Regions from separate parts of the Homo sapiens genome. Here region 2 is linked to region 1. A link is a contact called in ENCODE Hi-C data. All regions are on one chromosome and are shown on one strand. The core of a region is the stretch at or near the end of the contact, and the rest is flanking DNA. Distances in the headings are between cores, read along the strand shown.

The links. Hi-C counts contacts between places; a loop is a spot of excess contacts on that map. Pooled maps may share reads with other maps.
Region 2: a loop to region 1 is called in a map of PC-9, with 2.7 times the contacts of the local background. The contact joins the enhancer-like site here to the promoter of CAMKK1 in region 1. A Hi-C loop is called at or near these places in 1 of 168 maps with a recorded cell type or tissue (PC-9) and 1 of 50 pooled maps.

What each region holds. Positions count from the first base shown.
Region 1 is chr17:3,891,240-3,897,397 of GRCh38, forward strand. CAMKK1 (calcium/calmodulin dependent protein kinase kinase 1) reads right to left here and starts at 1,814. Exons shown (of 16, transcript NM_032294.3): 1 at 1,700-1,814. P2RX1 (purinergic receptor P2X 1) reads right to left here. Exons shown (of 12, transcript NM_002558.4): 12 at 5,353-6,158. RefSeq lists silencers at 1,121-1,370, 1,511-1,690, 1,721-2,260.
Region 2 is chr17:4,157,884-4,163,569 of GRCh38, forward strand. No RefSeq gene overlaps it. Among named protein-coding and RNA genes, the nearest start is that of CYB5D2, 18 kb to the left of the region's middle. Within about 2 kb of position 3,513, at least 14 of the 41 ENCODE cell types and tissues checked have a DNase peak (open chromatin) inside an H3K27ac peak, as active enhancers do; they include PC-9, where a contact is called at or near this core.

The DNA.
Region 1 (6,158 bases), core at 564-3,063:
AAAAAGACCAAGTCTCTGCTCTCATACAGTTTAATTTCTCGTGGGGGCAAGAAGCAACAAACAAGAAAGCCAGTGATTCAGATATGATATGTCAAGTGGTACATATAGGAAGAAAAATACAGCCGAGTAAGAAGGATCAAGAGAAAGGGGCTGGGAGATGCTGCTGATACAGTGTAGTTGAGGAAGGCCTTTTGGGAGCAGGACTGGAGCAGACACCTGAAGGAAGGAAGGGGCAGTAGGCAGTGTAGTTATCTGGGGAAGAGCATTTCAGGTGCAGGGACCAGCAGGTGCAAACGCCATGAGGGGACAGTGCTTGCTCAGTATGAAGAACAGCAGGGAGGCTGACGTGGCTGGAGTGGAGTCTTCCCCACATAAGAGGCACCTGATAGCAAGAGGAGTTACATCTGGAGAGAAAGCCCCCTCACTCATTGTGCTGGCCTCAGGGATGGCTTCCTAGAGGAGGTGGCACCTGAGCTCTCTTCTGAGCACTGAGCAGGATTTCAGGATGAGGCGAGGATGGAAGTTTGCACTGTGCATATAGGAGAGTCATTTCCTGGCTGGGACTCCGGGCTTGGTTTGGGGGTGGGGAGAGCTTGGTGGACAGAGCCCAGGAGGCCCCCAAAGCCAGGGGGAGGTTGTGAGCAGGGGAGTGCCTCGGTTAGGTGAGGTTTAAAACGACTCCCATGGCTGCTGTGAGGACTGACGGTGGGAGACCGAGGAAGAGGCGAAGGGTCCCCAGAGTGTGTGCGCCTGGGACGCAGTGGGGGGTCAATTTGTATGTACTGGAGGAAAGAGGGCAGGGCTTGGGGAGGCCAGCGCCACTTCCCTGGGATCCTCCAGCGCGCACAGGCTGTGTGCCCCTCCCACACTCCTGTGCCCGCCCTGCGGACACCACCAAGGCCCGGTCCTGTGGCCTGTGACACAGCCTTCTCTGCACAGCCCTGCAACGCCAAGACTTGAGCACACCCCCTCCCCTGACAGGCACACGCCCGTGTCCGCGTGACCCGCCCTCACACACCACTCCATCCTGTCCTGCACCCCCCACGCAGACACAGGCACACTCCCGCGTCCACGTGACACACGCACACCCGCCTCCAAACAGCACACGCAGGTCCCTGCGCACGTGGACACCCCCCCAGCCACCAGCCCTGCGCCTCCCGGGCCCCGAAGCCGCAGCGCCCGCCTCTGCCGCCCCCTCTCGCCCCAGCCAAGGCAGGACCCTGCGCAGCCTGAGCCGCGCGCCGCCGCCGCCCCATTCATCTCCCACCCCGCCCCCGGCTCCTGCAGGAAGACGCTCCGGCGGGCCGTGGGAGGAGCGCTCCGCGGAGAACCGCACGTGGGTGCCCCGGGCCGGGCCCACTCCGCACAGACGTGGCCTCCACCAGGAGCCGGGCGCGGGGGACAGTGCACCGGGGATGGATGCGGTCCGCAGACAGAAGCGGGGAAGAACGCAGACGGCGGGGCACCCGCGGCGATGCGGTCCCGGCGGCCGGCGCAGACCCGAGCAGACTCCGCGAGGCACCCCGCAGACCCGGCCCCGCAGACAGAAGGGGAAGGATCCCCGCCCTGACCAGATCCCAGCTCCCTCGTAGACGCGGCCTGGCAGACCCCCCCCGCCTCTCCCTTGCAGGCTCGGGGCAGGTGTTAAGGCGTTCGTCCTCCTGCTCCTCGCCCGCGTCCCCGCCCCGCCGATCCCTACCTGGGCGCCGGGCGACAGTGTCCGCGGCCCGGCGGGCGGCCCCACTCGCTCCTGCTGCGCGCCCCGCCCCGCCCCGCCCCGCCCCACCGCCTCGCTGGGGCCCAGATCGCCGAGCTCAGCCCGCGGGCGCCGCGGCTCCGGGCAGCGCTCGCTGCCCCGCCCACCGCCGCGCCCGGCCGGCGCTCATTGGTCGGAGCGAACGGCCCCGCCAGCGCCGCCCAATCGGAGCCCGGGACTCCCGCCCCCTCCTGGACTAAGGGACCGCGGTGGGCGGCGCGGTAGGGGCCCTCCCTCCCCTGCGGCGGGGCCGACCTCGCCACGCCCCCGGCGTCCTGGGGTCCCCGAAGTCCCTCCCGGCCGCGGCGTGGGCCCTTCTCCTGGGCCTGCAGGGGACCGTGCTTCCCCGCCAAACCCTTTGCGCCCCCATCCCGGCCTGCAGGAGCCAGAGCGCCCCTCCCTCCCGGGCGAGGCGCGGTGCGTGCGAGGGAGGGGCGAGGCCCGGGGAGGAAGGCCTTGAATGGCAGGCCCAGGAGTGTAGCTTCTGCGGGGCGGGGGCAGAGAGGCCGAGAGGTGGCTTAGCACAGAGTGAAGTGCTTGCTCGGTGAGCCGGCGACAGGAATGGCCTAGCGAGGGCCGAGGGAGTAGAGGGAACTCAGCAGGACAGTGAGGTGACCTTCGCTGTGGCTGTTCCTGGGGACTCTGCCGCCACCTCTTCCCCTAACGCCTCCGCGTGTGAATCCTCTGGCACCACCACTTGCCCCATATCCTTCCCCCAAATCTAACCTCCTGCGTCCCTGTCTCGAAGTGGAGCCAGGAGCCTGGGAGTCACCTGCTGCCTCCCTGTTTCCTGCTCCAACCAGTCCATCTCCAGGCCCTGCCATACTGCCTCTTAACTATCCCTGGAATCGGCCCACTCCTCTCCACCCCACTTCCCCTCCCTTAGCTCAGGCTACCACCATCTTGTCCCTGATTGCTGCAGCAGCCTCCTCCCTGGCCTCCAGCCCCATCCAGTCTCACCTCCTACTAGCCTTTCTCTCCCTGGCACCCAGAGCAAGTTTTCAGGAACACAAGTCCACCGAGAGGCATTTTCTATGGCTCACCGTGAGAATAGGTCTAATCAAGCCCTGTATAGCCTTACTCCCAGCCACCTGCCTGTTTAACGCCTACTCGTCTTTCAGGGTTCAATTCAATCCTACTTCTGCCTGGAAACCTTCTCCATGACCTCCCCACTTCCAGCATGGGTTAGTGGCCCCACCCAGGTACTTCCTTGTACCTGGCATCTGTTTACCTGCTGGTTCCTCATTGGGACTGGGAGCTCCTGGATGGCAAGCACTGTGCCTGATTCGTCCAGCACACAGCCTGTCGCATGGCACAGGTGCTCAGTGGATGTTGTTGAATGAATAATTCCAGCAACTTGAGTGTGGCTTTTGACCTCATGGTTCAGGATACCAGCTAGAGCTCCAGCAATCACATAACGCATTCCAGGCAGTGGAGTGGAGAAAAGGATGAAGAAGAGGGCAGAGGGTCTGCACCAGCTCTCTTTTCAGGAAAGTTCCCAGAAGTTGCCACGTGGCACTTTCACATACACCGCTTGAGCTTACTTAACATGACCAGACCCAGCTGCAAGAGAAAGCTGGGAAATGCAGCTTCCATTCTGGGCAGCCACATGCCCAACCAAGAACCAAGGACTGAATTGCTACCGGGAGAACAGATATCCGGAACAACTAGTGGACTCCACCATTGAGAGGGTGGATAGATTGAGGGGCAGAGCTCGACTGTATGCCAGGTGCTGTTTACAGGTCTTTCCTCAACCCTACTAAAAGCTATTATTGTCCGGGTGCAGTAGCTCATGCCGGTAATCCCAGCCCTTTGGAAGGCTGAGGTGGAGCGTATCATTTGAGCCCAGGAGTTTGAGAACAGCCTGGTCCACATAGTGAAACTCTGTCTCTATTTAAAAAAAAAAAAAAAAAGAAGTTGTTATTATCCTTGACTCACAGAGGAGGCTTGGAGAGTTAAGCCACTTCCCCCAAGGACACACAGTGAACTGTGGCAGAGCTGCAATTGAAACCTGTCTTTTCCTTGCACGCCAGACAGGCTGGGAAGTCAGGAAAGGGTGTGTCCTAGGAGCTGCTGGAAGGAAATCTTTCGACAAGGAAGGCTTGGACAACAATGTGAGAAGCTGTCAGGCCAAGCAGGATATGGGGCCCAAGTGTCTGCTTAAGACTTGGCAACCAGGACACTGCCAGTGACCTTGGCAAGGGCACCTAGGAGAAGTGGTTGGGGTGGAGGCCAATTGCAGAGGGAAGTGTGGACTGGTCTTTCTGGAAGGGTTGCAGTGAGGGGAGAGGGGCAGAGCTGCTGGGGAACCTGGGCCAGGAGGAGGCAGAAGAGGGGGACAGATGTAGGGGTAGGAGAATGGAGGTGGCTTCTGCTGGGCAGCCTCTGGGCTGGGTGGTGAGGCTGAATACAGAGGAGGGACCCTTTTCTGCTCACTTGGAAGGGAAGGGGGCAGAAAGTGCAAAAGCAGGTGTGTCTGGAGAAAGAAGGGGGGGCAGAAGAGGAAGTTCCAGTCTTATAAAATCTAAATGATAGGTCTTGGTTGGGGAAGAGGGCAGAAGGCCAAGGCCCTGAGGGAGATGGCAGGGGCTGGCCTGTGTTGTCCAGTCTGGTAGCCACTAGTCACATGTAACTATTTAAATTAATTAAAAGTAAATTGGGCAGTCATGGTGGCTCCCGCCTGTAATCCCAGCACTTTGGAAGGCCGAGGCAGGCGGATCACCTGAGGTCAGGAGTTTGAGACCAGCCTGGCCAACCAACATGGTGAAACCCCATCTCTACTAAAAATACAAAAAAAAATTAGCAAGGCGTGGTGGTGGGCACCTGTAATCCTAGCTACTTGGGAGGCTGAGGCAGGAGAATTGCTTGAGCTCAGGGGCTGGAGGCTGCAGTGAGCCGAGATCGTGCCACTGCACTCCAGCCTGGGCGACAGAGCAAAATTCCGTCTCAAAAAAAAAATATTGATTAATTAATTAAAAGTAAATAAAATACGAATTTCATTTCCTTGGCTGCATATTTCCACCGAGGCCACCTGTGGCTTCTGGGTACCCTATTGGACAGCATAGATAGAGAATATTTCCATCATTCCAGAAGGTTCTATGGGACGGCACTGGTCTAGACAGAGCATGGTGACTGGGTGGGGGATGCTGCCCAGAGATCCTACCTGGCTGTAAATCCAGGCCTGAGGTCATGCCCACAGCAGGGCCCTCCACACAGCCTCAGTCAAGTCCCTCCTCCCCTCTTTGGGATTCCGCCAGATCTCCCTCCTGGCACAGCCAGCCCCTTCCTCCCCACTGTTTCACGAGGCCACTCCTGGGGTTCTCTACTTGTGCCACTGCCAGGCCTCTCCCAGCCATGGAGGGTTGGGAAGAGCGCCAATGTTCAGGGCTGTGCCAAGATGGCAACCCGTGGACAGAGGTGAGCTGACCTCTCCACCCAGCACTGACCCTGCTGGGCTCAGGGCGTATGAGTCGGCTCACTGGTCCCCACCGGCAGATCCAGAGGGATCTCAGAGATTGCCCAGCTCAGCCCCACATTTCACAGACGAGCACACTGTGTTTCAGAGAGGTCTGGAAAGAGAGCACGGACGGCAGAGGTTTGTCCTCATTCCCTTTATTGTACTCCACCCGTCGCTTCCCCCAGACCTTCTGTTCAGACAGAGCCAGGCAGGCCTTGGGAGCTGGGGCTGAGCCACAGGCAGGGAGCCCAGGATTTGGCTGGGGCTCCCACCCCAACCCGAGGTAGCTGAGTAAGGATTCATGGCTGGGAGGGCTGTCCTGGCCTGGCACACTTGGAGAGAAGCCTTTCCCTATGGAGGTGACATGGCACGGACCATGTGTGTGTGCTTGGGGGTGTAGATGTGTGTAGATGGTTGTGTTTGCAGGGCCCAAGCTGTTCACATACACAGTGTGGAAGGATGCTGTGTGCACGTAGGTGGTGTGTACACTGGGTTGTGTGCATGAGACACTGTGTGGCACGTGAGCACACAACACACATGCTGAAGGTGTTTGAGACCCTGTTCAGTGTCTGCACCTGAACAGGAAGTGCAGGCTCAGGGCTAAGTCTGACTCCCGCTCAGGAGCTTAGAGTCAGAAAGTTCGAGGACGGCACTTCTTAAACTTAGGTCCCAGAATGGCCTGGGGAGTTTGCCATCCACACAGATCATACGGCCAGCCCTGGAGCTTTTGGTTCAGGAGGTCTGGGGGTGGGCCCAGGAGCTTGCATTGTCGATAAGTTCCCCAGGGAAACCGAAGGCCAGGAAGAAACAGGGCTCAAGCAGGGCTGTCTAATAGAACTTTCTTTGACAGTGAAAATGCCCCGAGCTGTCCAGTATGGCAGCCACTAACCACACGTATCTACTGAGCAGTTGAAATGTGGCTAGTTCAGCCGAGGAATTGAATTT
Region 2 (5,686 bases), core at 2,263-4,762, 270 kb after region 1:
CTTCCACCCAGCTCCCTTTGCCGCTCAGTCTCACCCTCAACATCCACCAGCTTCCTCCCTCTCTGTCACTGTCTCCTTTTTCTCCATCATTCATTTCACTAAATCGCTTTCCAGATTCACAGACTAGAAAATGGAGGCTGCCTCCCCTTCACTGGCAGACCCGTACTCACTGCCCCTGTCCCCTTCACTGGCAGACCCGTGCTCACTGCCCCTGTCCCCTCACTGGCAGACCCGTGCTCACTGCCCCTGTCCCCTCACTGGCAGACCCGGGCTTATTGCCCCTATGGCCACAGCTGTTCCTTACACTTGGGCTCTGGCTCATGGCTCCTTTTGCCTGCCCCCGCCATCCTCCTCACCTGCCCCTCTTGTACCTTTAACCTCTCCCCGTCTCCTGGATCTTCCCCCAGGTATGCATCAAACAGCTCACTTCTCTCACATCATAAACATTCCCTCAACTCCAGTTTTGGCTTATACTCACTAGCTTTGCTTTTCAGCTCCATTTGCTCTAAAAATCAGGAGAAATTCTGCATTGGCACATTCCGTGGTCACATCCAGTTCTTACCTAGGCTTTGTCACTCTGGATACTGTGGACCGTGGGGTCCTCCATGAAACCCTCGCTGGGCTTTATCCTGCTTCCCTTTTTGCCTCTGCCCATTCCTTCTTAATTGCCTTGAGAACCCCGTTTTGCCTCCACAAACCCCTTCCCATTGGCTCCTCTCACTCCAAATCCGACAGTTACTTAGACCGTCAAACCTGCACGTCTACTCCAGGCAGCTTTGCAGAGCATTTCACCTTCCCCTCCCATGCTGCTTCTAGTTCTCCAAGGGAATGGCACCACCAGCTACACGCAGAGTCAGCATCCGAGCAGCCGTCCACACTCCATCCTCCCTTCCCTCCTCCTAACCCGCCTGCAGGTCCTGGGACCTCTGCCTCCCTCATTCTCTCCCTTTCCTTCCCTCTTATCTGTCCCTAGTACTCTTCCTCTGGCCTAGGCTGTCATTTCTCACTTGGATTACTGAAGGATCCTAACTGTACTCCCTCCCTCCAATCCCTCCTCCACACTGCTGGGAGCCGTCTTTCTTTCTTTCTTTCTTTCTTTTTTTTTTTTTGAGATGGAGTCTTGCTCTTTTGCCCAGGCTGGAGTACAGTGGCGCGATCTCGGCTCACTGCAACCTCGGTGGCACAATCTTGGCTCACTGCAACCTCCACTCCCTGGGTTCAAGCGATTCTCCTGCCTCAGCCTCCCAAGTAGCTGGGGATTACAGGCACGTGCCACTACACCCAGCTAATTTTTGTACTCTTAGTAGAGATGGGGTTTCACTATGTTGGTCAGGCTGGTCTCGAAATCCTGACCTTGTGATCCACCCACCTCGTCCTCCCAAAGTGCCAGGATTGCATGCGTGAGCCACCGCACCTGGCCAAGCTCTTTCTTAAAGATGATCAAGGCATCCCCCATTTAAGCCTCCTCAGGGGCTCCCCTGATCTATAAGGACTGAGTGCCAGCTCCTCTGCTGCGTGCCACACGAGGCCCTTCTGTGGCCTCTCTCCTCTTAGGCCTGTACCTTTCCCATCTCCTCCCATGTGCACCTCCTGTCCAGCCTCCCTCTCACTGCGTTATGTCTGCAGTGCCTTCACACAAGCTGTTTCTTTTGCCTGGAATGACGCTTCTTCCTCCGTTGAATTAATCCACCCCGTATTGCTTCAATATTCAGCTCAATCAGGCCCCTCTTGGGAGCCTTCATTAACTGTTGGGCCAGCAGTGAGCTATAGACGCACTTTCCCTGCTCCATGGCTGTGCTCATATCACAGTGGGCTCTTACCATGAACTTCCTATCAACCTCTTGCACTGGACCTCAGACACTCTGAGGACAGAGCCCCAGTGTGATTCAGCTCCATACCCCTATATCCACATGACTCAGCTCCGTACCCCTATATCCACGACTCAGCTCCATATCCCTATATCCACAACTCAGCTCCGTACCCCTATATTCACATGACTCAGCTCCGTACCCCTATATCCACATGACTCAGCTATGTACCCCTATATCCACATGACTGAGCTCTGTACCCCTATAATCCACGACTGTCCGTACCCCTATATCCACATGACTCAGCGCCGTACCCCTATATCCACATGACTCAGCGCCGTACCCCTATATCCACATGACTCAGCTCTGTACCCCTATAATCCACATGACTCAGCGCCGTACCCCTATATCCACGACTCAGCTCCGTACCCCTATATCCACATGACTCAGCTCCGTACCCCTATAATCCACATGACTCAGCTCCGTACCCCTATATCCACGACCCAGCTCCGTACCCCTATAATCCACATGACTCAGCTCCGTACCCCTGTATCCACATGACTCAGCGCCGTACCCCTGTATCCACGACTCGGCTCCATACCCCGATATCCACGACTCGGCTCTGTGCCCCTATATCCACAACTCAGCGCTGTACCCCTACATTCACGCAACTCAGCTCCGTACCCCTATAATCCACTTTACTCAGTGCCGTACCCCTATAATCCACATTACTCAGCGCTGTACCCCTATATCTACATGACTCAGAGCCTTACCCCATATCCATGTGACTCAGCTCCTCACCCCTATATCCACGTGACTCAGCACCATGCCCCTATAATCCACTTTACTCAGCGCTGTACCCCTATATCCACCGCACCTAGCGTGTGGGAAGTTCGTGCAGAGTTGTTTCTTTTTTTGAGACAGGGTCTTACTCTGTTGCCCAGGCTGGAGTGCAGTGGCGTGATCATAGCTCACTGCAGCCTTGACCTCCCGGGCTCAAAAAGATTCTGCCACTTCAGCCTCCCGAGTAGCTGGGATGATGGGCACGTACCAGCATGCCCGGCTAGTTTTTTATTTTTGTAGAGATGGGGTTTTACCTTGTTGCCCAGCCTGGTCTCCAACTCCTGGGCTCAAGCAATCTGCCCACCTCGGCCTCCCAAAGTGCTGGGATTACAGGCGTGAGCCACCGCACTTTTTGGAGATAAGGCAATAAAGGCACATAGAACTTAAGTCACTGAGCATGGACCTGAGCCTAGAACTCAAAGCTCTGGATGCCTGATTCGGTGCCATTTTCACTCCTCCATATTTCTGTATGTCTCTGCCCTCCCTGGGGCAGGACCAGGAGCAGACAGAAAGAAGAGCTGAAATTAGGATTTTCTTCTGAGTTCTAGGCAGTCCCTGAGCTCAGTGCTGAGACTTCTCTATTAACCAGAAACAGCCCCCAACTCCATGCTAACTGGAAACTAGTTACTGCCCATGATTTAGTCCTCCTTAGTCATTCAGCAAATAACTTACCAAGAACCTACTATGTGCCAGGCATCACGTTAGGGTTGGGTGGTCGAGGAAGCAAGGCTTCCGACCTCAGGGGGCTTATAGTATGGTGGAATAAACCCAGTAGAGCAGCCAGAGGCTGTCCTTGCGGTAGGAATGCAGGGAGAGTGTGAGGGCCAGGTCCCAAGATGTTCTGATCCTTCAAAAAACAAACAAACAAAAAGGAGCATTAGTCATTCCAGCCAGCTGCGGGCTCTGGCCGTGCCTAGAGGGTACCTGATCTCTGACTGATGCAAGAGCCCTGCGTGCAGGCTCCAGGACAGACTTGGCTGGCTTCAGCAGCCTGCTCTGTTCCTTGCTCAGTTGAGAATTCATTTCCTTTTTGATACTTACCTTATGGTACTTACCTTCCTACTTAATCTGGTAACACATCTCTCATGTCAGGGCAAAGGATTCAGCAAAGAATTAGGTTCAGCAAGAGTAGGTTGTCATTTTAATGGCCTGAAGGGCTCAGCCATGAGAAGCTGGTAATTACTGGAGAAATGCCTGGCCTTTCCCTCTCCAGTACAGGTGGCCCTGGGCAAAACCATGGGGGAGGAAGGGCAAGGCCCTGATGGAAGCCACAGATAAGCTCAGCTTAGGCTGAGCATGCAGTTAGACTTGCTGGCAGAAGGAAGGGAAGGAGAAAACATACATATTGGGCAACTATGCTGGGCCAGGCCTTGTTCTCATTTAATCTCTATGCCTGCCTTGAGAAGTTCCCATTTTATGGCCCAGAAAAGGGGCATAAATATCTCCCCACCTCTTCTAATAGTTACATCAACCGTCGGGTGACAGAGCTGGGCTTTGTGATGCGAGTCTGATCTCTGCCACACCAGTGAGCACAGTGTCAAGGCAAAGCCTTTGCAGCTGCACTCCACTCCAACATTGTGAAGGAGGCCGGGCGCTTATAATCCCAGCACTTTGGGAGCCCAAGGTGGGCGGATCTCTTGAAGCCAGGAGTTCGATGGAGGCCAGCCCGGCCAACATGGTGAAACCCCATCTCTACTAAAATACAAAAATTAGCTGGGTGTGGTGGTACGCATCTGCAGTCCTAGCTACTGGGGAGGTGGAGGCTGCAGTGAGCCGAGATCACACCACTGCACTCCAGCCTGGGCGACAGAGAGAGACTCTCCCAAAACAAACAAACAAAACCCAAAAATAAAGAAGTCATCTTGAAAGAAGTTTCAACATTTGCCTTTTCATTCTGAGATTACAGTTTTCTATAAACATCTAAGAGTGAAGAGTCTGACGTTTTTTGGTCACAGCTGAGCCACTGCGTGACCCCCGCCCCGCCCCACACTCACTTTGCTCTAGGCAAAGCTGTACTCTGAAAGCTGGCCCCAATGGGGAGGTTAGGACTGTGCCTGCTCAGAAGTCTGTGGGTGCCTCAGAGAAGGGCAACAACCCTAGGCTGGACCCTAGCCTTGAGAGTACTTCCTACTGCCAGAGCCCCCAGATTTCTTCCGGTGGCAGCAGATACTGCCAGAAGAGCCTGCGGTGCACACACCAGAATCCGGGTACTTGGATGAGAAGGACACATTACTGATCACCTTCCTCCAGGCAACCCTGTCAGTTAAGGACTACAGTCCCGCCCCCATTATGTAGATAGGGAAACAGAGGCAAAGAAGTTAGGAAACTCGCCCAGAACTCTCAGCTCATGAATAAAAAAGCAGAACTAAAACCCAGTGCTCTCCCTGGCTGGGCAAACGTGTGGAAGTTGATGTGCCTGGTTACTGTTTGTGCTTCGCTTATCATAACCAGTGACAGCGTGGTTAGCACTGTTCGCCTCAAGGGCAGCTGTGAGGATTACTTGGGATTGTCCTGTGGAAACACTTCACATGCATATTAACTAGGAGAAAAGCCACTGGAGAATGAGCTTTATGAGCTCTATCAATCACCACAGCTAGTCTGACCTAGGGGTAAGCAAAATGGAAGACAGGAAAAAGGGAATACATTTGCTCAGGACAGCGTGAGGGCCACGTGAGCTGCTTGATTGGTAGTGATTTGTACAGGGGCTTTATGGATCACTAGGTTTTAATTTGCAAGGCCTGAAACTGTCCTTAGCATTCTCTGAAACCCACAGTGCCAGTCGCCCTTCACGCCTCGGCCAGCAGAAAGCTCCTCATGAGTGGATCCTCTTGAGAACTTCAGAGGGGTCAGGTGACGGTGACTGAGACTGCCTCAGTGATCACGCTCGGTGCTATGAGCTGAAATCTGGGCCAAGGGCACAGTAAGTTCAGGCAGCTAGTATGTTTAAAATAACTACTTTTCGGGAGCTAAGCCATGAGGACGTAAAGGCATTAAGAATGATACAGTGGACTTTGGGGGCTCAGGGGAAAGGGTTG